2 separate regions of the Homo sapiens genome follow, and region 1 is linked to region 2. Evidence: read pairs that join two places in POLR2A ChIA-PET (ENCODE). Cell type or tissue: PC-3. All regions are shown on one strand. Each heading gives the region's core, and the rest is flanking DNA. Links, peaks and the distances in the headings are about the cores only. Region 1 has its middle 260 kb from the start of SYT10. Region 2 has its middle 180 kb from the start of SYT10.

What was found. Peaks named below come from ENCODE experiments on the same cell type or tissue, not always from the same donor. Only the 100,000 strongest peaks of a DNase experiment are listed, where the experiment ranks them.
Region 1: POLR2A ChIA-PET joins it to region 2 with 5 read pairs; 2 of 35 experiments call an interaction of 5 or more read pairs at or near these places.

What each region holds. Positions count from the first base shown.
Region 1 is chr12:33,175,046-33,187,814 of GRCh38, forward strand. No RefSeq gene overlaps it. Among named protein-coding and RNA genes, the nearest start is that of SYT10, 260 kb to the right of the region's middle. RefSeq lists an enhancer at 5,196-6,395. In PC-3, for the core only: no CTCF peak of the experiment used is centred there; a DNase peak (open chromatin) is centred at 6,096; H3K27ac peaks cover 345 bases.
Region 2 is chr12:33,249,998-33,262,766 of GRCh38, forward strand. No RefSeq gene overlaps it. Among named protein-coding and RNA genes, the nearest start is that of SYT10, 180 kb to the right of the region's middle. In PC-3, for the core only: no CTCF peak of the experiment used is centred there; no DNase peak of the experiment used is centred there.

The DNA of each region.
Region 1 (12,769 bases), core at 3,053-11,052, 75 kb before region 2:
TTATTTTAAATTTAATTTAGACAAAAATATTTTTAATTTCTCTTGAGTCTTATTTTTTGACTCATTATTATTTAGATGTGTCTTGCTTAATCTCCAAATATCTGGGGATTTCCCAACTATTCTGCTGTTCTTGATAATCTAGTTTAATTCCGCCGTGACCAAAGAACACACTTCTGTGGAATTTATTTCTTAAAAAATTTTAAGATGTGCTTTACAGCCAAGAATCTGTTCTGTCTTGCTGAATTTTCCATGTGAAGTTGAAAAGAATAAGTATTCTGCTGTTGCTAGGTAGAATAGTCTATAAATGTCTGTTAGATGAAGTTGACTGATAGTACTCTCCAAGCCAACTATATTTGTACTGATTTTCTGCCAGTTTGTTCTATCAATTACTGAAAGACAGATGTTAGATTCTCTAAATGTAATAGTGGACTTGTCTATTTCTCCCAGTTCGATCAGTTTTTGCCTTACATATTTCAATGTTTCATTGTTAGGTACAAGATGTCTCATTATGTTGTCCAGGTTGGTCTTGAACTCCTGGCCTCAAGTGATCCTTCTGCCTTGGCCTTCCAAAATGTTGGGATTACAGGTTTGAGCCACTATGGCCGGCCTCCAGCTTTCTTTTGAATCGTGTCAGTACGTATGTCTTTCTCTATCCCTCTACTCTTAGCCTATCTGAGTCTTTATATTTAAGGTGGGTTCCTTATAGACAACAGTTATTTGGGTCTTATTAAAAAAATCATTTTGACAATCTCCTTTAATTGGTGTATTAGACTAATCCCATTAAAAGTAACTTTGACGTAGTTGGACTAATACCCACCTTGTTTGTAACTTTTTTATTCATTGCATTTGGTCTTTGTTTCTTCCCTTTTCCACCTTGTCTGCCTTCTTTGGTTTTAATTAATGTTTTCTTTCTTTTTTTTTTTTTCTGAGATGGAGTTTCACACTTGTTGCCCAAGTTGGGGTGCAAAGGCATGATCTCGGCTCACTGCAACCTCTGACTCCTTGGTTCAAGCAATTCTCCTGCCTCAGCCTCCCGAGTAGCTGGGACTACAGGCGTGCACCACCATGCCTGGCTAATTTTTGTATTTTTAGTAGAGACAGGGTTTCACCATGTTGGCCAGGATGGTCTCCATCTCTTTATTATTATTATTAGACTTTAAGTTTTAGGGTACATGTGCACAATGTGCAGGTTTGTTACATATGTATACATGTATACATATGTATACATGTATACATATGTGCCATGTTGGTGTGCTGCACCCATTAACTTGTCATTTAGCATTAGGTATATCTCCTAATGCTATCCCTCCCCCCTCCCCCCACCCCACAACAGTCCCCAGAGTGTGATGTTCCCCTTCCTGTGTCCATGTGTTCTCATTGTTCAATTCCCACCTATGAGTGAGAACATGCGGTGTTTGGTTTTTTGTCCTTGCGATAGTTTGCTGAGAATGATGATTTCCAGTTTCATCCATGTCCCTACAAAGGACGTGAACTCATCATTTTTTATGGCTGCATGGTATTCCATGGTGTATATGTGCCACATTTTCTTAATCCAGTCTATCGTTGTTGGACATTTGGATTGGTTCCAAGTCTTTGCTATTGTGAATAGTGCTGCAATAAACATACGTGTGCATGTGTCTTTATAGCAGCATGATTTATAGTCCTTTGGGTATTTACCCAGTAATGGGATGGCTGGGTCAAATGGTATTTCTAGTTCTAGATCCCTGAGGAATCGCCACACTGACTTCCACAAGGGTTGAACTAGTTTACAGTCCTACCAACTTGACCTCGTGATCTGCCCACCTTGACCTCCCAAAGTGCTGGGATTACAGGCGTGAGCCACCGCTCCCAGCCAATATGCTTTCTCTTTATCTCTTCTCTTAACATGTCAGTTATATTACTTTAAAAAATGCTTTTAGCGGTAGCACTGGAGTTTCCAGTATACATTTTTAACTAATTTAACTCTACCTTTAAATAACATTATTCTATATCACATGTACCACAAGTATCTTAGAATATTCCCAATTCCTGCTTCCTGTCTCATGACATTGCTGTCTTTCACTTCACTTATTCATACGCTGTACTCACCCAATATGCTGTCTGTCTTATCCATTAAGTAGTTACCTTTTAGATCAATTAAGAATAAAAAACTAAAAACTTTTATTTTACTTTCATTTATTCTTTCTCTAATGTTCTTGCTTTATGCAGACCCAAGTCTCTGATCCATGTCATTTTTCACTTTTTTTCTATGACACACTTTTAAAATAAAACATTTATTGTCATTCAAATCTGCTATTAGGGAGTTCCCTCAGTTTTTCCTTCTCTGTGAAAGTCTTTATTTCTCCCTTGCTTTTGAAGGATAATTTGACTGGATATAGAATTCTAGATTATGTTCCTTTCAACACATTGAGTATTACAATCTGCTCTCATCTTGCTTGTGTATTTTTTTCTGATGAGAAGTTTACTATAATTCTTATCTGTATTCTTCTAAAGATAGGTAAGGTGATTTTTTTCTGATTTCTTTCAAGATTTTTTCTTTGTCTTTGGTTTCCTGCAGTTTGAATATGAAATGTCTAGGTGTGGATTTTTTGATTCTTATCTTTCTTGGTCTTCTCTGAGTTTCCTGGATCTGTGGTATGTTGTCTGTGAATAATTTTGGAAAACTCTCAGCCATTATTACTTGCAATATTTTTTTGCTCTATTCTGTCTTTCTTCTCGTGGTATTCTATTTACACCTATGTTACAACTTTTGAAATTATCTCACAGCTCTTGGTTGCTTTGTTCTGGGTTTTAATTTTTTCATTCTTTTCTCTCTTTGTACTTCAGCTTGGGAAGTTTTAATTGATTTATCTTTAAGCTCACTGATTATTTCCCTGGCCCTGTCTCATGTCCTGATGAACCTCTCAAAGATATTCTTCAGTGTTTTTGATTTCTAGTATTTCCTTTTGAATCTTTCTAGGGTGTCCATCTCTATGCTTATACTACTCATTTGTTCTTGTATGTAGTCTATTTTTGCCATCAGAACCCTTCACATATTAATCGTAGTTATTTTAAATTCCCTTCCTGATCATTAGAACATCTGTGTTATATCTGAATCTGGTGCTGCTGGTTGCTTTCTGTTTAGACTGTGTTTTTCCTGCCTTTTAGCATGACTTGGAATTTTTTTGTTGAAAGCCAGATATGATATCTTGAATAATACAAACTGAGGTTAAAAAGGCTGTTGGTGTGAGGTTCTGTGTTAATCTGACTAAAAGTGGCAGTGTGTTTAGTTTTTGCTGTAGTTATAGGTATAATATTATAGGTGTTAGAGGCTTCAGATTCCTCTAATGTCCTTGTATTTGTCTTCCCTGTTAATGTTGATTAATATTTTGATTAAATATTAATAATGCATCTCTTGTCTGTGAATCTCTGGATTCACCTGTCTTTCCAGATTTGAGGGTGATGATTTTCCCTGTGACCTCAGTTCTCTTATTGGTCCAAAAAAAGTCTTTGACTTTCAGTTTATTTAGCTTTTTCTTGTTGTAAAGATGGGTGTGATGACTTCCAAGCTCCTTACATGTTGGAGGTAAAACTGGAAGTCCTTCTGGTAGGCTTTTGTGGGAAATGTTACTGGACATAATATGGATGAGAAATAGAATAAGGAGAAAATTTTCGGTCTTGGAGTGAGTGGCCTGAGAATTATGTTAATTGAGGAGTTGCTCAGGAGCATTTGAGTGCATTTTCAGGGCAAAATTAACACTGCCTATCAAGGGGCTCAGGTGGATTCCCACAAGAGAAGAAGTTTGCATGGTGCAGTAGCCTCATGAAGGTGGGAGGAGGACCATTGGTAGAAACTGCTGATCTCTTCCTCTAAAGGAAATAACCACACCTTACATTGATTGTCATCTGAATCATTAAGCTGAAATGGCTAAGAGATAAAAAACTGGGGAAATGTCAGGAGAGAACACTTCTTCCCCATGGCTGCTTTATTTCAGGCAATTCCATTAGCTTTAAATTCTGGGTTTATCTCTGTCCTCTCACTCTTCTCCAGAAACCGAAGTGTGACTTACCATTGATGAGTTTGGGAGAGAAACCAGGAATATATAGTTCAGCCCCTTCGCTCTTTGGAGCTGGCTACCTGTAGAAAGCACCCGTTCTGATCTGCCCCTGCAAGCTGTTTAAAGAGTCAGGCCCCACCTGGGCAAGACTGTAGTGTTCCATGCTGCTTATACTCAGGTGAGCCTGCCTATTTCTTGTTTTGTAATTCAAAACTCTATTGTTACCCTGTACCTAAGCTGTGTCATGCAAACTATGCTTTATCAGCAATAAAAGAAATATTATGATTTTTATCTGTTTGACTATTTTTAAAATTTCTGAATACGTTTGTTGCAGTCTCACCAATGCACCACAACGTAGTAGTCTCTCATGAGGTATCACCCAGAGTTCTTTGTCTCATGACCAAGAAAATTAAGGTGCATAGACAGAAAGGATGAGGTTGGAGTAAAAGTTTAATAAGCGAAAGAAGAAAGCTCTCCATCGTGGAGGGGTGGCCCAAAAGAGGGTTGCCATTTTATAGTCAAATACTAAGTCTCTTATAAAGAGGCTACTAGGGCAAGATATTTCATTTATATAAGGCTGTAAAAACTGGTTGGGGGTAGGTGTTTCATTTGCATGAAGTGTGAATTCCTGACAGCTCCTCCCTGTCCTTTTAGTGCACATGTGAACGCTTAGCCTAAGTTACCCCATGTTGTTTAATTTACCTTAGTGAATGTATGTAAGGGGGCAGAATTCCCCATTGCTGGGTTCTGTGTTACTCCTCTTATACATGTTTCAAGCAACTCCCCCTCCCCCTTCCCCTGTGCAAACTCCCTTATCTGAGTATGTCCAAAAAAGGAAACAAATGTGCTCACTGAAGCCCACTGTGTATATGTGACCCTTGCTAGTTACACAGAAGGCATCTTTATGGTGGACCTTGCCTCCTTATCTATGCTTGAAGTCTGATCTTTCAGGCTGTTCTTTTGTTAGTGAAAAAGGAATTCTACCGAGGACTTGTCCTAGCTATCTGCCTAACTGGTTCCTTTCTTTTCCCTCACTTTTAGATTGAACAGAAGATTTGAAAAGGTAGTATACAGTATTCTGGAATACTGCTGACACAGATTCCCCTGTTCTTAATATCTTACATTACCATGGTAATTTTGTCACAACTAAGAAACAAACATTGATATATAATTATTAACTAAATTCCAGGCTTTATTCAGATTTCACTATTTTTTCCCCTAATGCTTGTTTTCTGTTCCAGGATCAATTTAGTCATCGATTGGTCTAGAACAGTTTTGTTTCTTGTTCTTTATTATTTACTGTTTTCTTTTTTTTTTTAGATGGAGTCCCACTCTGTCATCCAGGCTGGATAGAGTGCAGTGGCACAATCTTGGCTTACTGCAAGCTCTGCCTCTGGGGATCAAGTGATTCTGCTGCCTCAGCCTCCTGGGTAGCTGGGATTACAGCCATACACCACCATACCTGGCTTATTTTTGTATTTTTAGTAGAGACAGCATTTCGCCACGTTGGCCAGGCTGGTCTTGACCTCCTGACTTCAGGTGATCCGCCCATCTTGGCCTCCTAAAGTGCTAGGATTACAGGCATGAGCCACCATGCCTGGCCTATTTACAGTTTTGAGATGGCCAGGTATTTTGTAAAATGTTCAGTCTGGTTTTGTTTAATGTTTTTCTCACAGTTAGACAGATTCTGAATTTTGGGGAAGAATACCACAGAAGTGATATGCCATTCTCATCACATCATTTCATGGTACATGCTATCTACAGGAGTAATGACTGATGATATAAATTTTGAATCCCTGGCCAAGACAGTGTTTTCTAGATTTAGCCACTGTAAAGTTACTCTCTTTACCTCTCTTTTCTATACTCTCAGTCACTGATTACAGCTCACACTCAAAAGAGGATAATGCTTAAATATTTTTGGTCTTATTTTGCAGTTAGTTTATGAATCAGGCAAATCAGAGAGTTGATATTTATCAAACCACATGAAAGAAATTCCAACATGAGCAAATACCCACATACTAGTCACCAGCAGGATGAGTCAGGAGAGCAGATCCATTAAAACAGAAGTGACATCTGCGGTCAGATGAAGGGGAGTGAACTTCAGGGACAGGGGCTTCTCTGAGAGGAGCAACTGGCAATGAATGGCAAGTTGTACAACATATAGTGTAGCAGCTAGAACCAAGAGGAGAGGCAGTATGTTCCCACTGGAGGATTTTAATACACTGATCATCAGTTAAGGAATACATTTGCCCAAACTCACACCAGGTAATCAGTTCCTCAATGAGTTGCATAATTGAAAAAGAAAATCAATTTTTCTGTTTTGCTTTATATGAAAACTCAATGTTCTTTTGCTTCTTTTCCCACATGCATGTGTGACTGATGGCCAGGAAAAACCAAATGAATTAAGTTTTAAGGGCAACCTCAGCCCCTGGGTCATCTTTGCTAAAGAAAGACAAGTGGGTGGGTGAAAAGACAAATTAAAAACCTTCTACTGTCAACAAAGTTATCTTACTTTAGATCAAATACCAAGGGAACCAATTGAATTTTCTGCTGTTTTCATTTGAAGCTCTTTTACTTTGTTGGTTATTGCTACTATAAAATTGATGTTATTTGTAGCTTCTTAAATCCATAAAAAATATTGGAGGCTTAAAGGTGGGCCACTGGCTTGCTAGTAGTATATTTCTTATCCTGTTCCATTTTTCCAAATAAAATAACAATTTTTTATACTTCCTTTCTAACCATGACATTATTTTTTGAAATTTATATTTGTCAAAATATATATCTGAGAAGAAAGAGCTTCATAGACAAGAGGGAGAAATCACTAATATATTTCAAGTTAATAAGTGAATAATTAAGGTACTCAACCTGGAAATATTTAAATTTTCTGGACCTGCAATATTTTCCCAGAATTTCCTATTTTATTTGTAATGTCTTTGGAGAAAGTTATATATAGTTATGTGTTGTGTATGACTTTCCTTATGCTTATTTTAATATTTTTGATTATATAAGCAGTTCGTGCCCAGTGTGCAAAAATTAAAAAAACACAGAATAGTAAAATGAAGACTATCTTGGAACTATTTTTTCAATAAATATTTATGAAGCATCTATTATGAGAACTGTTTTCAGTGCTAGGGACATAGCAATAAACAAGACAGAAAAATCCTTGCCCTCGTGAAACTTTCATTCCAGTGAGAGGAGATAGACCAAAAGAAATGCATATTTTGTGAAAGAACAACAACAACAACAACAACAACAACAAACAATTTCTCAGGACCATCAAACTTGTTATGCCAAAAGGAAAGTTAAGCCTGGAGAATGAGTCTTACAACACTGCCATCCTTTTCCCAAATGGACATCTGTTACTTCCTAACCTTATGTCAAAGCATTACACATTGGTCAGACCTCCACAGAAGGGTAGAAAGCCTTATACATCTCAGATGACTGCCCTCACAAACTGTTCATAAGTAAATCCTTTTCTGGCCTCAAAACCTTTCAAAATATATATTCTCCTCTAAAACAAGGAAATGTCAATTTTATCTTTAGCTTTGCCATTGAAGTCTAGCTCCTAAAACGAAAGTCTTTTAGATTTCACACTGATAATGTATATTACAAGCTTATCTTCCCAGGTGCAGAACAAAGACAAGATGAGATAAATGGTTCCTTCATCTGCCTTGAGACATCTGCATAATTTACTCTTCTTTTACTCCCATTTTCTTGGAATGTTTACCTTACTTCATGTAAAAGGTAGATTTGCTGGGTACTAATTAAAGTCTCACAAAAATGTAGCCATTTGCCTCACTGCTTAACCCTCTCTTCTCACAAGCCTTCTCCTCCTTAAAGAAATGTTTAAATATGGAGCCTCCTGAAAACCTCTTCAGAGAGCACAGGCCACAGAAGCTCTGTCTCAATACACCTTGACTGATTCAGATTCTTGCCTTAGTTCTTCACTGTGGTTTAACATTTATAAAGGATGTAATAAGTACTATGGAAAAAGTAAAGACAGGAAGAAAACAGGAGTATATGTGGGAAAGTTTATCATTTTAAAATGGGGGTTAGGGGAAGCCTCACTTAGAAATTGAGGAAAGACCTGAAGGAGTTGAGGGAGTGAGTCAAGGTTAAACCTGGGGCAAGAATATTCCTGCTAGAGTAAACAGCAAGTACAGAGGCCCTGGGCTTTTACTTGAAGTGAGTTGGGAAGCATTAAAGGGTTTAAGCAGAGGAGAGATTTAGTGAGCTCAGTTTTTAAAACATCAATTTAACTGCTCTGTGAGAACAGACTTAGCAGGACAAAGATGAAGGCAGGTAGACCAGTTATATAGCTGTTGACTAAGGTTGTAGCTTGGTGGTAAGTGCTCAGGTATCACATGTTTGTTGATGATGGAGCTGACAAGGAATCCAGAGCATCTGATATGGAGTGTAAGGTTGAGTGAGAAGTGTTATGGCCACTGTTTGAATTGGTTCATATTAACCCTCCTCTGCCTCCACCTACTTATACACAGAAAACTTTCAAGTCCCTAAGGCAAGGGAAAATGGAAAAAAACAGAAGAGTTATATGATCAGTAGTGGTGAAGGCTCATAATCACCAGTAAGGTCTATTAATTTTGCTAAGATTTACACCTACCACGGGCAGCAGCAGAGGAGCAAATGCAGACCTATGTGGAGGAGCGTGTGGTTGGCAAGCCTTTCCAAGCCCTGCTCATTGCCATTTCTCTAAGAGCAGCAGAGTGATTTTATACTGTTTTAAAATGGGCAGAACAAGGAGCTTGAAAAATATCTCATTCTCTCTGAACTTTCTCTATTCAGCATCTTTGTTTAAAGAGAAATATAGATAGATATTTCACCAAACAATTGAGAAAGAAGAAAAGAAAGTTTGCACAGAAAATGTAGAGAAAAACCTCAGCTCTGACTCAACTCTTTGATGGATTGATATCAGAAATAGTATTTTATTTATATTTCTTACATATTTTACACATATTGGAAAAAAGATAATGAAGTAGCAATAAAATTTACTTAAGGAAAGAGTCTCATCTACTACTTTATGATCTTGCATCTCACCCTTGTCCTGTGCTGCTTTATTTTCACTTTCTTCTCTCTCTCTGGGTTTTCTGGTCTTGTTTCAAGGATGCTATTAAGTTTGCCAAATAGTTTTCTAAAGTATTCGATGTACATTTCTTCTTTTGGGTCTCTTCCCTGTGTCTGAATCACTTGGTATGTTTTTGTTTTACTCATTCTCAAATAAAAACAAATCTATTGAGCCTGAGAATTAGCCAACCAAGAGGATTTTTGGAGACAGAGTGCCAAGGATTTGCCTTGAGTCCCCTTCTGTTTACTTGGATGAATTAATTCCCTTCTGATTCTACAGCTGGAAGGGAGATAAATGCGCTATCTCCTAGCTCAGGATCCAATAGTCTTTCGTTTGTTTTAGATTTACTGGGCAAAAATAAGATAACATTCTATCTCTGCTATCTGGACAGATGAGATGCACAGAACGCCACAATTTCCAGTTTTCATTGCTACCAGATGGTTTCCATCTTTGCCTCCATGTACCATCTTTATTTGTGAGGACTACACATTCCAGCTTGTAATGTACCACATACTGTCATTTTTTTCCAGGTATTACCATCTCCCAATGCATGTGGAAAGGTATTACCATCTCCCAGTGCAAGGTCCTGGACCTTGACTATCTTCAAATGAATCTCCATGAAATAAAGGCACAGATATTTTTCTTTTAGATGTTGGATGCTTTCCAAAGCTGTATGGCAGGTGTTGTTTTGCTGCTGGTGCTGACACTACTACAAATTTGAGCACCTATTTTTGCACATGCTTTTGACATAGCTACCACTTAAAAACTGAGGAAAAATGCCCTTCTAAGTGTGGGTAACTTTGATGATTGTATCAATAAAATGATACAGGGGCCAACTTGGTGAGAAGCCTACAGTGGCCCATCTGGCTCTGTAGTTCTTCTTGACATCACCCAGCTCCAAATTGGAGACCCTTGTAATATACAATTGTTAGAAGTGTATGTTAGACTATATGTGCAATTCACCAATCTATTTTTCTTTTTTATTTATTTTATTTTATTTTTTAATTATACTTTAAGTTCTGGGATACATGTGCAGAACGTGCAGGTTTGTTACATAGGTATATGCTTGTCATGGTATACGCTTGTCTTTCGAGAAGTGTCTGTCCATATCCTTTGCCCACTTTTTGATGGGTTTGTTTTTTTCTTGTAAATTTGTTTAAGTTCCTTGTAGATTCTCAATATTAGCACTTTCTATTTTTGTAACTAGTGACAGATTTGGCAGGGGCTGGGTCAGGACTTCAGATGGTTTTCATCCTTCATTGTCTTTTTCCCTAAAATCTATCAATGCAAGAATGCTGAAATTTGAACAGCAGAAGCTCATGGTCCTGAGACTCATACTCTAAATGTTAGTGAAAGGCAGGAAGTCTACTTTGTCTAACCTAGCCCCTGTTTGGCAGCCACCTCACATTAACTTCTGTCTAGTAGTTTTTTTCCTTCTTTCTTTTTCTTTTTCTTTTTTTTTTTTCTGCCAACTTTGCAATCCCTGAATCCTAATCAGTTACCTCGTTTAGGGTGTTGCTATGAGTCTTCATCTTTTCTGGTGTCTTCCTAGTCATCCAAAGCAAAATGCTCCCCCGTGGTGACTTTCATTGCTCTATAAGGGAATTAGGGCATATAATGATCATATATGATGATTATACAATGATCAGGTTTTTACTGTACCCTTTCAGATTTACTGTACCCTGGTTATGTTGGAGAACTTTCACTTCTGCCCAAGGGAATACTCTCTATTTCTAGCTGTCTTCTTCAGATTAGAACTATTCTGCCTATAGACAGTTGAATCTGATACTGCACTTTCATTTGCCTCTGGCAGAAATCAAGTACCTTTTTACTAAGTTCTCCTTTCAGGAACACTTCTCTTTTGTGTGAAAATATCTCCCACCATGACTCTTTTCTGTTCCCGGTTTTTTCTGCTAGATTGATTTCACATCAGTTAGTATACTCTTTTCTGTCATATGTCAAGACTCTCTAAGTTGGTTGAAATCACTACTCTTTTGTATCCCTAGTTTTTTAAAGTTAATGATTCTCAAAGTGTGGTCCTTGGACCAGCAGAATCAGTACCACTTGTCAGTCTGTAAGACATGCAAATTCTTAGACCCCACCCCAAGCCTACTGAATAAGAAATTCTGAAGGTGGGGTCAGGCAATCTGTTTTAACAAGTCTTTCAGGTGTTTCTGATGCATGCTTTAAAAAACTTTGTAAATGCTCATTGTCCCAGGAATGTTAGCTCTGTTGGAGCTATTAATAGAAAAAGGAAGAAGGGTAGCAGAAGGAATAAACATAAAACATATATGGTCTCAGGTTGGCTGGGGGCTGGGTGCAGTGTTTCAGGCCTGTAATCCTGCAGTCTAGGAGGATTTCTTGAAGCCAGGTGTTGAAGACTATCCTGGGTAACATAGTGAGATTCTGTTTCTAAAAAAAAAAAGCCTTAGAGTTTCCGATATGCTAGTCTTCTTTAAGAACTACTACTCCGTTATACACCATGGAATACTATGCAGCCATAAAAAAGGACAAAATCATGTCCTTTGTAGCAACATGAATGCAGCTGGAGGCCATTAACCTAAGCAAACTAACACAGAAACAGGAAACCAAGCATTGCATGTTTTCACTTAAAAGTGGGAGCTAAACATTGGGTATACATGGACATAAAGATGATAACAATAGACACTGGGGACTCCTAGAGTGGGAAGGGATGGTGGGGTGCAAGGGCTGAAAAACTGCCTGTTGGATACTATGCTCACTTTCTGGATGATGAGTTAAATCTTACTCCAAACCTCAGCATCACACAATGCACCTTTGTAAGAAACCTGCACACATACCCTGGAATCTAAAATAAAAGTTGAAAAAAAAAAAGTACTACTACTCCAAACTGCTTCCCTTTTATCAGCTTTAAAACTAGCCCATGTCACCAACTGTCCTTGTTCTTAGTAACCATCTGTCAAATTGTTGTGTCATTTGCATTTCCAAAATGTGTTTTTTACTGGATAGGTTTTCATCTACCAGGGAAATAGCAATTATGATATACCTTACCATGAAATTTGGTGAGAAAAAATATTTTTTCACATAGTTTTCACTCCTCTGTAAAATGTGGGGACATAGGACATTAGAGGCAACACAAACAAAATTATATCTGGTTAACATCTCCTTTTGATCATTACATAGCCTAAAGATACAGAATTAGTGAGAATTAACTTTACCTGGTGGTGGTTAGCTATTCTTTGATACTTACAATATTTATGCCTGCTTTTGCAATGAAGACAAGCTAAATTGTCTTAGATCTCTTAATCTTCATAAAGACCTTTAGTGAATAAGATAAGCCTTTCAAATTAGAAGTCTAAAAACCATTCTTAATTAGAAATTTTAATTCTAATCACATGAACCTTTTTTTTTTTTTTGGCTAGTGAAGAACAACCTGTTCAGCCAGTTGGTTTTATGTTGATTGCACAATATATGCAATTATAACCCAGCAACACACACAGAAAAGCCAGAAAAATTGGACCAATGGGTAAAAAAAGATAGCCATCAGCCCAAGCTGAGTGCTCTGCATGCATGCCTTATATCTGTTTTCCACCTTCCCTGTTTTCTTTTTCTGACTGATTTTCTACCACCTGCAACATAATATCTTGAAAACAGGAAAATAAAACCCTTG
Region 2 (12,769 bases), core at 2,979-10,978:
CAGAGTGAGCCCCTATCTCAAAACAAAAACAAAAACAAACAGTCACACCAGTGCCCTCTCCTCTTAGGTGTAAGGTAAGAATTGGATACTCCATACTCTTCCCCCTTGAGAAAAGTGGGAAATTGACTTAGAGTCTATCATGAAGCCTCTTTTAAAAAATCTTCAACTATTCTCTTCATACTCCAGCAACTCAACTCTTTCATATCCTTGGTAAGGGCAGGAGGTTTAGAGTCATGTATCCAGTTTCAGAGAATTTGTATGTTCTGTATATAGTTGAGAACTTCCTTTGGAGTACAACATCTGTAATATATTGATGCCTTAGTGAAAACTTGTCATTTAATTTTAAATGAACACAAACAGAACCTAATTTTATATAACTCAGATGACTTAATCCAATTGTAACTAATGCTTGGCCACAGATTTGTTTCATTCCACTTATTGGTCATTTTGTGATTTGCTCCAATCTTATCTATCAGAATGTTCAATCCAGTTTCGTATTCCTCATAGAGCAATAAGGCCTAATGAAAGCAGGCACTTACCCAGAGCTTACTATTTTCACACTGTTCTTCATACTTTATATGTGTTAATTCATTTAAATATTACAATAAATCTAGAAGGTAGGTACTGTTATTATTCCTGCCCTACAGGAAAGGAAATGGGGGCACAAGAAGGTTAAGTAATTTGTCAGTTTATACAACTAATAAATAGTGGTGTTGAGATTTAAACCCAAGCAGCGTGACTTCAGAGACTGTGCTCTTGACCATTTTTTTGTATTACATTTGGGCACATACAATTGAGGAACACTTGAAAGACCCACAGGAGGTAGCTCCTGCCTCAGTAAATTGAGAGCTGAAATATAATACTGAGATGTCAATACTATGATGGCCAAGATTTTGCTTGACAATTTTATTGCTTTGCTAGATGGGAGTCAAGGACCAGTAAAACTCCCTGCCTCTCCTTAGCTGCTGGGGTCAGTTACTTAACTCTCTAAAAGTCACACCTGGCCAGATGTGATGGCTCACATTAGTTAGACATAGTTACATCTAACTATAAATAGAAGCTGGCCATAATATATCTAGCCTCCTTAAAAAGTCTTGCTTGGGCTGGATGCGGTGGTGCATGCCTGTAATCCCAGCACTTTGGGAGGCCAAGGCAGGTGGACCACTTGAGGTCAGGAGTTCAAGACCAGCCTGGCCAACATGGTGAAACTCTGTCTCTACTAAAAATACGAAAATTAGCTGGGCGTGGTGGCGCCCACCTATAATCCCAGCTACACAGGAGTCTGAGGCAGGAGAATTGCTTGAACCTGGGAGGCAGAGGTTGCAGTGAGCTGAGATTGTGCCACTGCACTCCAGCCTAGGTGACAGAGTGAGATTCTGTCACAAAAAAAAAAAAAAAAAAAAGAAAGAAAAAAGTCTTGCTTGGATTTTAGCTTTGAAGTTAGGTCATGTTTTGAATGTAGCATGATATTATCCTAAGATTGATTATGTTGTTGATTTGGACTAATGTCAAAAAGAAAATGAAATAAAGCTAAGTTTCTTCAAAATGATAATAAAAGCAAGAAGATCAGTTCCAGAAATATTACCAGTGTTTAAAAGTAGGTAGAATTATACTGGCATAGAGATGTTTTATATTTTTATTGCTTATGTAATAAGAAATCAAAATTCAATACCACTTTCAGAGTTAGATTTATGTCTTGAAGATCTGGGTATTTACACTGGTCTATGAGGTTCCATATTTTTGCTGTTATTGCAATTTTAGCACTAGAGATTAATAAACATAGAGAAGTTGTAAAAATAATGGGTTCAACAGTTAGTAACTTTGTTAGGTAATGAGTTTTTGCTAAGCAAATTATGAAGTATGGAAAAGAAAAATAGCTCAGAGCAGTTTGAGCTATGTGGGGTATCCAAAATTTATTAATCCCAGAGAGAGATGAGTATGGGACTTCAGTCACACCCCTGCATCCATGCCAAGGGGCAATTGTTTAAGACATTATTTTTCTTTCTTTTCTTCCCTGTAGTTCCCTGACTAGCTACCTCACCCATTATCTTCACGTTCCTGGACTTTGTGATACAGAGAGCAGTGTATAGCCTATTAATAGATTATATTATTTTAATGTAAATTATTGGTAAATGACAAGGGACCTGCCTCTCATTTTTTTTCCTTTAAAACCCCACTTGTAACTGCTGCTAATTGGAGCACATATTCAGGGCTACTTGTGCTTCAGGTTGCAGTTCTTAAACTTGGTCCAAATAAACTCTCTACTTATATTAATTTTGCCTTTGATTTTTCCTTTAGGTCAACAAGTAGATGCAAAACAAAGGCATATCTTGATCAGCTTTTACATTTATCATATATAAAACATTAAAATAGAGAAAACTTCTAGCACAGAGCTGCAATTCATGTTGTTGGTCAAGCTGGATACTGCATAGTGGTGTCACTTGCATTGACCATTCTGTGAATGGTGGTCCCTGGAGCTACATATTGTGGTGGCCGTGATAGTAAAAATCAACTGACTTTAGCCAAGTTCAACAATATTTTCTGAGAGGAAAGTTCATATGAGGAAAATGCAAGGACTTTTTCTGAGGCAAAGAGTTTAAACTTTATCCTAATGAGGCATGAATTTTTGAGAATCCCACTATGGTGGTCACCTGAGCACCATTAAACCAAAATATCATGAATCTCTATTGCTTCTGGATTCAGTGGGTTGTCATTACAAGAGCTGGGAAGTTTCCCAAACAGTCTCTGTATAACAGGAGATAAATAGCCAACAAGTCTTAGAAACCTTGCCTACTTACCTGTAGCAGAAAAGAATATGTGACCCCAAATTATGACTGTAGGAGACCAAAATATGCTAACCCCAAATATGCCTCTTTGGTGTAGGATTATTTTGAGTTGGTTATTTTGAGAAATTGCAGATATAGGAGGAGCTCTGAAAACAGAATGGGGGTTATCCTTTTGTAAGGAAAATTAAAATCTGTAAAGGAAATTTCCGTTGGTAAGAGCATCTTCCTTTCAATACCAGGAAGAGAAGAAGAACTCTAAATCACTAGAGACTCTTTGTGATGGAGAAGGCATTGACATCAATCTGCATGATGGTAATGTGTGTGGCCTTGGACAATTTACCTGTCTGTGCTACAGTTCCCTTATCTCTGAAACAAGTACTTGCATACTAGAGTTTTAAAGCTTAGGTGAAATGATGTAGGAAGAAAATTTATATCCCAGCTTCAGGCACATTGTATGCTCTTAATAAATGTGTACTAGTGATTTTTAGAGATGCTTTGCTCATGAAACATTCCATTCAAATGACTCATGTTCAGAAGCCCAGTCTGGAAGAATAGTAAAATGTTTTCCTGGTTGAAGTATATTTGGGAACCCTTGAGATTGCTCCTAGAAACCCTCAAGATCACTCAGAGTTCACTTGGAAAGCCACCAGTTTACCGTAATTTATGATATTCCAATCCACTTCACAGATTAGAAAAAAATCTTCCTTTCTGAGTTACTTTCTGGAAGCTGTCCAGCTAAGACATGGCCAATTTGTATCCTCATCTTTGAGGCAGAGATGAAAGCAAAGTTCAAATTTCCTTAGTTCATATTCTTTAATCTTTCATTTTGCCACTATTCGTGAATAAGGCCAGAAAAAAAGCCCATTCAGCTAGAACTGTTACCAGTGGAATGCATCCCAGTTACCCCGAATTACTGGCAGAGAATCCATACATGTCTGCAGCAACTTTCGTTCTTCAGCCAAGGGGCATAAAGCAGAAGAAGGGACCAAGGCAGGCTTCAGAGCAAGGGTGGAAATTTACTTCAAAAGGCTTTAGAATAGGAAAGAAAGAAAGGTGCGCTTGGAGGAGACCATGTAAAGGTTAAAAAGAGCATTTAACCTTGATCCTAGGGCTTTCTTTTTTTTTTTTTTTCCACACAAAACAAATTGATTTTATTGTGAGATAGATTTTCTCAGAATAGCCAAGATCTTATAAAAACATTATCTTCTTTTAAAAATTATACTTTAAGTTCTGGGGTACATGTACAGAATGTGCCGTTTTATTACATAGGTATACACGTGCCACGGTGGTTTGGGGATCACCTCTTTCCCATGATTCCTCTCTTAGGTGGGCTTCCTGCATGCTCAGTGCCCACCTTACCCTTGGGAATTGAGCGTGTGCAGTGCATTTAGGAAGTTGTACATATGCCCATCTGAGGCTTTTTACCTTTTTTCTGGTGGAGTGTCCCTGAGAGGTCATACTTCACCATCTTGTTTCTTAATGCTCATGCCCAGGAAGTTTCTGCTTCCTGGCATCTGCATTCAATTAGCACTTTAATATTAATAGCTGTGAAACATCAGGAGATTGTCTTTCCCTGGCTTTAGAGAGGTAGTGTGATAATTATCGAACCATCACCTGATATTCCTAGTGGGTGGCGGGAGAGCCCTCTGCTGCCTTGCTGATGCCTGTCTAACTACCTGTAACAGAATGGCCTAGTACTTAGTGGAAAGGGCACTGAACTTGTAATTTAAATATGAGATCCTCTACAGATCTGCCATAGTTTGCTACGTATCAGCTGAGTTAATCTTGGATGTTTATATAACTCCTCTGGGTCTCAGTTTCCTGATTTGTGAAATAGGTTTAATGCTTTTGACACAGTGTTGTGAGAATGTGATAATATCAATATACTTACTACCAGGCAAGGTGTCAGAGCCCCAGCATCAGGAAGTGGTCCATTTGCAGGTTGGTAGAAAGAATTTACTGACAAAAGTATAGGTCTGAAAAAGGAAAGTTTCTTAGAAAGAAAGAACACTGTAAAAGGGTGCAGTGGAGTGCCTCAGAGAGACAGGAGTGAGTGCGCCATGGTAGATATTCCTTAGGAGCATTTATGGACCTTAAGGCGGGAGCCGAGGGGTTATTTTGACCATATTGGCCACATAGGTCATGAGAAATGATTGCATTTGTAGACATTTTGGTGCCTTAATGCCAGCAAGGGTTGCACACTGAATTTTGGCATGCCATTTTGGAGATGTGCAAGAATTCTAGTTACTTATAATATTTACATTGAAAAGTGGCCTGGAACCAGATGCTGACTTTAGATACTAGAGAAGTTTAATTCCTTCTAAATTCCCAGATAAGGAGTTTTGCTTCTGGATGGCCTGTTTGATGGTCACCAGGTGGTCTTTGCTCCCTTCTAAATTCTTCAGATAAGGAATTTTTGTCTCTAGTGGCCTGTTTAATGGTCACCGGGTGACTTTTGCTCTCCTCACATACCTAAGGCTGTACCTGGTACATAGACACTCAATAGATGCTAGTAATGCTAATTTCCAATCTAGTTTTATTACATCATTTGAAGTGGTGGACAAATTTTATTCACTACATATTGTTTAGTGAATAAAGATATTCTCAGCTTCAGTTCGGCCATCTCCAATACATAAGTTAGAAAAGTTGTACTAGGAAGCATATCAAGGAAATGAGATTGAACATAACTTATTGACACTGTGTAAAATTTAAATTTGGAATAAACAGGAATACTCTTCATATATAGCTAAAACTATGTGGCTCTTCTCTATTTGCATAAAATTTTCATTTTCCTTAATATTTAGTAAATCTATGGAAGCAGCAGAGTCACATGTACGGTATTCTACATGATACCGCTGAGGATGGTGCACTGACATGCTGAGTATGTTGAACTAAAGAAATAGTTTCAGAACCAAGGTCTCTCTGAAATTCTCCTGCCTCCCTGTCTCTCACCCTCTGCTTCTCCCAAAGCACAGGAAGGGACTTTCTATGATATTCTCTTATCTTACTGAGAAAAGTTCTTCCAGAAGGAATGTGATTGGTGTGAGCCCCCTCCATTAAATCTACATTAAGCCTAGCTGACTAACTCCTTTTGAAGAGGAGACTAGAGTTCTCCACGCCCAGGACACCATGTCCAGATAGACTTTTTCACCCCTTTTTCTGTGGACCATTACCTGAGAGACCTTATCTGCATAATAAGACACTTTTTGTTCACAGTCTAGTTCTTCCCTGCACCCTCCCCTAACCTGTTGCCACCACCCTCCAGGAGTCTTCAAGGCTTTGATTCTTTCTGTTGCTCAAAATGCTATTTAAGCTTCAACCATCCGGCCCTTCTTTGCCTCTTATACTTTGTGAGACCCTCATTTATACGCACATAATAAATTTGTATGCCTTTTCTCTTGCTAATCTGTCCACTGTCAAGTTTATTTCTCAGACTCAAATATTAAAGCTCTGCAGGAGAGATAAAAAGTTCTCTCACCCCTACATGGTACTTACATTATGCTTAGGGATCTTACTTTACTGATTCATCTCATTAATCTGAAAATTTCAGGTTAAAAATAGTAGCATTTCTAAAGTCATTTTATTATTTTTGGAGAGTTTTAGTATACCTTATGTGGTCAGTACATTGCAGTGAGAATCAGCATTTTAGTGAAAAATACATTGCAAATTCCTCAATCCATGAAAAGGCTTTATATGTTGATAATTAATGATATCTAGTAGAAAATCTACCCATGTAGAGGTTCTTCCAGAGGTTGAAATTTTTGCTGATTCTACTTTTTATTTGAGGGAGGGTGGTTTGTCATAAATTTTGGAAATCTGTACTGTTTTTCTTTCTTTCTTTTTTTTTTTTGAGACGATGTCTTGCTGTCACCCAGGCTGGAGTGCAGTGGCGCGATCTCAGCTCACTGCAGGCTCCACCCTCTGGGATTCACGCCATTCTCCTGCCTCAGCCTTCCAAGTAGCTGGGACTGCATGTACTGTCTTTCTTGAAGATGCCTCACTGTCAAATTATTTCTAATAAATTTTTATGTATATAGTCTCACATTTCTAGAGATTTAGTTTTTATTTGAAATCAGAAGACCTAGATTTGTGTTATTTCTTCAACTTTCTAGCCATATGACCTTATATAAATCACTTAGCCTTTCTAAAACTAAATTACCGAATCTTGAAAATGGAAATGTAAACCAAAAAATATCTGAGACATGTCTCAATCAATTTAGAATTTTATTTTGCCAAGGTTAAGGGCAATGCCTGGACAAAATAAACACAGAATCACAAAAACAGTCTGTGGTCTGTGTCTTTCTCCAAAGATGATTTTGAGGGCTTCAATATTTAAAGAGGAAAAGTGGGCTGGAGAAAAAAAGAGAGAGGGTATGGTCATATTATTGAATCCACATATTGCAAGAGAAATGGAGCAGTCAGGGGAACAGTCAATTATGTATTTGTCTTGCACTTGGTAAATCTGGCACTTTACCTAAGGTAAAGTGAATATAGAGTAGCTACTTATGGAGATATTTAACCTTTTATATGCAGCTATCTGCTTAGTAATGAAAGAAAAGGCAGCTTCTGACATGACCCAGCTTTCAGTTTAATTTTTTTTTTTTTTTGCACAGTGAATTGGGGTCCCAAGTTTTTATTTTCCTTTCACTATGATAATGAACTCAGTATTTTCACTGGATTATTACAATTCAAGAAATGGGAATAATGTTAAGGAGTGTTTTGTAATTGCAAAGGGCTATGTAAATATATTGTCATTTCTTTCTTAGTTTGCAAAGGGATGAGGAAAAAGTAAGTAGCTATGACTTTTCTCTGACAAGGAGGAATTTCTTTCATTTTTCTTATGATATGCTGATATTTCTGCATCCTTCTAAATCCAGGTATTCTAGAAACCAGAGAAGTAAATATAATTTAAGATCCCAGGTCAACAATATTTAGTTTGATGCATAGATGTGAAGTTTTAGTGCATGATACAGATCTAGCATCTGGCCTGTCACATACTAGTTTTGTTCACTTGGATAATCCACAGATGACTTTTAAAGTATTTATTGTGTTCATATCATTACACTATGAGGTAAAGATGAGACAGTACCAATCTCGCTTTCAAGGAATTTATATTCTTAGTGGGATAAAAAGAATTATATAATGAGAAATTAGGAAACGGTGATTATTGCACCAAAAATCATAAATAAAAAAGCCAAGGGATTTCCAAGGGAAGAATGATTACATTTGTTGTGAGGACTCACAAACATTTGACATTTGAGATTGACTGGAATGAGAAGATAAGATTTGTAAGATAGGCAGGGAAAAACAGTATAGAGATGACAACTATAAGGAGTGTTTGGAGAGTAGAAAGGACCTAGTTTTAAATGAAGAATATAATAGCAAATTGAGATGTACGGAGACAAAATTTTGAAAAAACATATAGTGGCCATATTATGGAAGAACTTAAATAACAATGAAAAAAATTTTCTCTTAATTTTTAGGCAACACATAGTCTTTGAATATTTTTGATCTGGAAAGTAGCATAGGCAGAGATATAAATTGCTGACTGATAAGATGAAAAGGGTTGGAAAAGACTTGATGTATATTATAGTTTTGAGCCAGGGTACTTTGGCCCATAAGCATTTTGGTTGTAAGGAAAAGAGAGTTATTTGAAATACCTTATAGAAAAGAATAAGAATTAGAAGTGGAACCAAAAAGCCATAAGGGACTGATAGGGTTTGACTGTGTTCCCACCCAAAATCTCATCTTGAATTGTAATCCAAATTATAATTCCCACGTGTTGGAAAAGGGACCTCATGGGAGTTGAGTAGATCATGGAGGTGGTTCCTCCATGCTGTTCTCATTGATAGTGAGTGAGTTATCATGAAATCCGATGATTTTATAAGGGGCTTCCCCACCTCACTTTGCACCTCTCTCTCCTGCCACCATGTGAAGAAGGATGTGTTTGCTTCCCCTTCTGCCACAATTGCAAATTTCCTGAGGCTTCCCCAGCCATGCAGAACTGTGAGTCAATTAAACCTCTTTTTTTTTTTTTTTGTAAATTACCCAGTCCCAGGCAGTTCTTTATGGCAGAGTGAGAATGGAGTAATACAGTAAATTGGTCCTGAGGGAGTGGGGTGCTATAAAGATACCCCAAAATGTGGAAGTGACCTTGGAACTGGGTAACAGGCAGAGGTTGGAACAGTTTGGAGGGCTCAGAAGAAGACAGGAAAACGTGGGAAAAGTTTGGAACTTCCTAGAGATTTGGAGGGCTCCATAGACAGGAAAATATGGGAAAGTCAGGAAGTTCCTAGAGACTTCTTGAATGGTTGGACCAAAATGCTGTTAGTGAATGTGGAAAATGAAGTCCAGGCTGAGGTGGCCTCAGATGAAGATGAGGAACTTCTTGGGAACTGGAGCAAAGGTGACTCTTGCTATGCTTAGCAAAGAGACTGGTGTCATTTTTTCCCCTGCCCTAGAGCTCTGTGGAACTTTGAACTTGAGAGAGATGACATAGGGTATCTGGCAGAAGAAATATCCAAGTGGCAAAGCATTCAAGAGGAGGCAGAACGTAAAAGTTTGGAAAACATTGGCTGGGTGCGGCGGTTCATGCCTGTAATCCCAGCACTTTGGGAGGCCAAGGCGGGCAGATCATGAGGTCAGGAGATCGAGAACATCCTGGCTAACACAGTGAAACCCCCGTCTCTACTAAAAATACAAAACATTAGCCAGGTGTGGTGGTGGGCCCCTGTAGTCCCAGCTACTCAGGAGGCTGAGGCAGGAGAATGGCATGAACCAGGAGGTGGAGCTTGCAGTGAGCAGAGATTGCACCACTGCACTGCAGCCTGGGTGACGCAGCAAAACTCCATCTCAAAAAAAAAAAAAAAAAAAGTGTGGAAAACATGCAGCTGGACCATGAGATAGAAAGGAAAAACCCATTTTCTGAGGAGAAATTCAAGCTGGCTGCAGAAGTTTGCATAAGTAATGAGGAGCCAAATGCCACTTGCCAAGACAATGGGGAAAATGTCTCCAGGGTTTGTCAGAGACCTTTGCAGCAGCTGCTCCCATCGCAGGCCAAGAGGCCTGGGAGGGAAAAATGATTTCCTGGGCCAAACCCAGTGCCCCTTGCTCTATGCAGCCTTAGGACATAGCATCATGTGTCCCAGCTGCTTCGACTCCAGCCATGGCTAAAAGGGGCCAAGAAACATGTTGGGCTGTTGCTTCAGAGAGTGCAAGCCCACAGCCTTGGTGGCTTACATGTGGTGTTGGGCCTGTGGGTGCACAGAAGTCAAAAATTAATGTTTGGGAACCTCCACCCAGATTTCAGAGGATGTATAGAAATGCCTGGATGTCCAGGAAGAAGTTTGCTGCAGGGGCAGAGCCTTCATGGAGAAACTCTGCTAGGGCAGTGCAGAAGGGAAATGTGGGGTGGGAGCCCCCAACACAGAGTTCCCACTGGACACCACCTGGTGGATCTGTGAGAAGAAGACCACTATCCTCCAGACCCCAGAATGGTAGATCCACCAACAGCTTGCACCATGTGCCTGGAAAAGCTGCAGACACTCAATGGCAGCCTGTGAAAGCAGCCTGGAGGGAGACTGTCCCTACAAAGCCACAGAGGCAGAGCTGCCCGAGGCCATGGGAGCCCACCTTTTGCATCAGTGTGACCTGGATATGAGACATAGGAGATCATTTTGGAACTTTAAGATTTAATGACTGTGCAGCTGGATTTCAGACTTGTATGGGACTGTAGCCCCTTTATTTTGGCTAATTTCTCCCATTAGAAATGGGAACATTTACTCAATGCCTGTACCCCAACTATATCTAGGAAGTAACTAACTTTCTTTTGATTTTACATGCTCATAGGTGGAAGACACTTGCCTTGTCTCAGATAAGACTTTGGGTTAATGCTGGAATGAGTTAAGACTTTGGGGTACCATTGGAAAGACATTATTGTGTTTTGAAATGTGAGGACATGAGACTTTGAAGGGTCCAGGGGTGGAATAATATGGTTTGGCTTTGTCCCTACCCAAAATCTCATCTTGAATAGTAATCCAACTTATAATCCCCATGTGTTGGGGGAGGGACCTTGTGGGAGGTGATTAGATCATGGGGGTGGTTCCTCCATGCTGTTCTCATGATAGTAAATGAGTTCTCATGTGATCTGGTGGTTTTATAAGGGGTGTTCTCCCTTTGCTCCACACTTCTCTCTCCTGCCACTGTGTGAAGAAGGATGTGTTTGCTTCCCCTTCCACCATGATTGTAAATTTCCTGAGACCTCCCCAGCCTTGTGGAACTGTGAGTCAGTTAAATCTCTTTCCTTTATAAATTACCCAGTCTCAGGCAGTTCTTTATAGCAGCATGAGAATGAACTAATACAGGGACCAAGGAACTAAATTAACAAAAATTTCTCTTTTTTCTCTTTTTTATTCTTTCCTCCCTCTTTCCCTCCCTCCTGACGTCTCTGCTTTTCTTTATACTTCCATTGATTCTCTATTTTCTGTAAGTTGAATTTTTTTGTGTATTTAGTCTTCAGTCACTCTGACCTTTATCTATATACTGCTTGTTATAATTCTTAATGCCTAGAAAAAAATTAAATTCATTGTTTTCATTCTTCTTAAGCAAGTCAAAGTAAATTAGGTTGCCTGCCAGGGTATGGATAGCTTCCTTTGCATCTGGGGTCTAGGTCTAAACAATAGTGTCTGAGAGAGCTGGGGATGGTCATATGATCTAGTGTCCAAGCAATTGGACCTGTGAATGAGGATAGTTTCCGTGAAAAAGAAATATGGGTAGGGCAAGGTATCAATCAGTGTTCTAGCAGAGAAACAGAATGAGTAGGACTTATTATCTATCTATCTATCTATCTATCTATCTATCTATCTATCTATGTCTTGTATCTAACACAAGGAAGTCTCTTATGCCATTATGGGGACTGGCTAGGTAAATTTGAAATCCATAGGGCAGGCTATCAAGAAGGACGGGCTGGAAATTCTCAGGCAGGAGCTGATGCTGCAGTCTAGAGGTAGAATTTCTGTTTTGTCAGAGAAACCTCAGTTTTGTTCTCCAGGCCTCTCATCTGTTTAGTTGAGGCCCCCTTAGAAAATTGAGGATAATTTCCTTTACTTAAAGTCAATTGATGGAAGATGCTAATCACATCTACAAAATACCTTCACGGCAGCACCTAGGTTAGTTTTTGAATAGCAGGGAACCATAGCCTAGCCAAATTGACACATAAAACTAACTGTCACAGGCAGACACTCCAAAACAGGCCTAATACATTGACTATACAAGAAGATGGAAGTGCAGTGTAAGAAAAAATATTGAGCCTGTTTTTGAACACATAGAGTTTTCAGTGTCCCTGAGTCATTGACACATTATTTTGTGCTTTTGTACAGTTTGTTCTAGATGATTTCTGAGGCTTCAGTTATAAAATAATTCCTATTATTATTGTGTGCAAAAACAATAGAGATGATTAACAAAAGGCAATTGTCATTGCAAAGAGAATAACCTTTCAGAATTAAAATTTTTTTCCTATTTTCCACCTCTTCCCAGAAGAATAGTAACAGAATGAATTAATTTTGGCTAAGAAATAAGGCATTCGGCTTGTCATTTACTCAGCACGCCATAGGCCATATACTATGTTAGATGCTATAGATATGGATATGGAGAAACATGACTATAATCTAATGACTCTAGGAAAATTGATCATTTCAGTACATGTTACATTCTGTGAGAGAAATGTGCACAGCACTGAGGAGTGGCATATGAATCAAGCCAGGGGTTCATGGAAGGCTTCCTGGGAGACAGATATTTTGAACTAAACCTGAAGGTCAGGATTTAGATAGGCAGAGAAGATGGCCACAGGAAGGGGCAGCTGCTGGGAACAGAGAAACTTTGAGTAAACCTCTGCTATAGGCTGGTAAGGAGGACAGAAAAGTCAGACACTTTAGTGGGCTATTTAACTTTTTGAAAAGTGCTATAGGTTTGCAGGGAAAGAAATT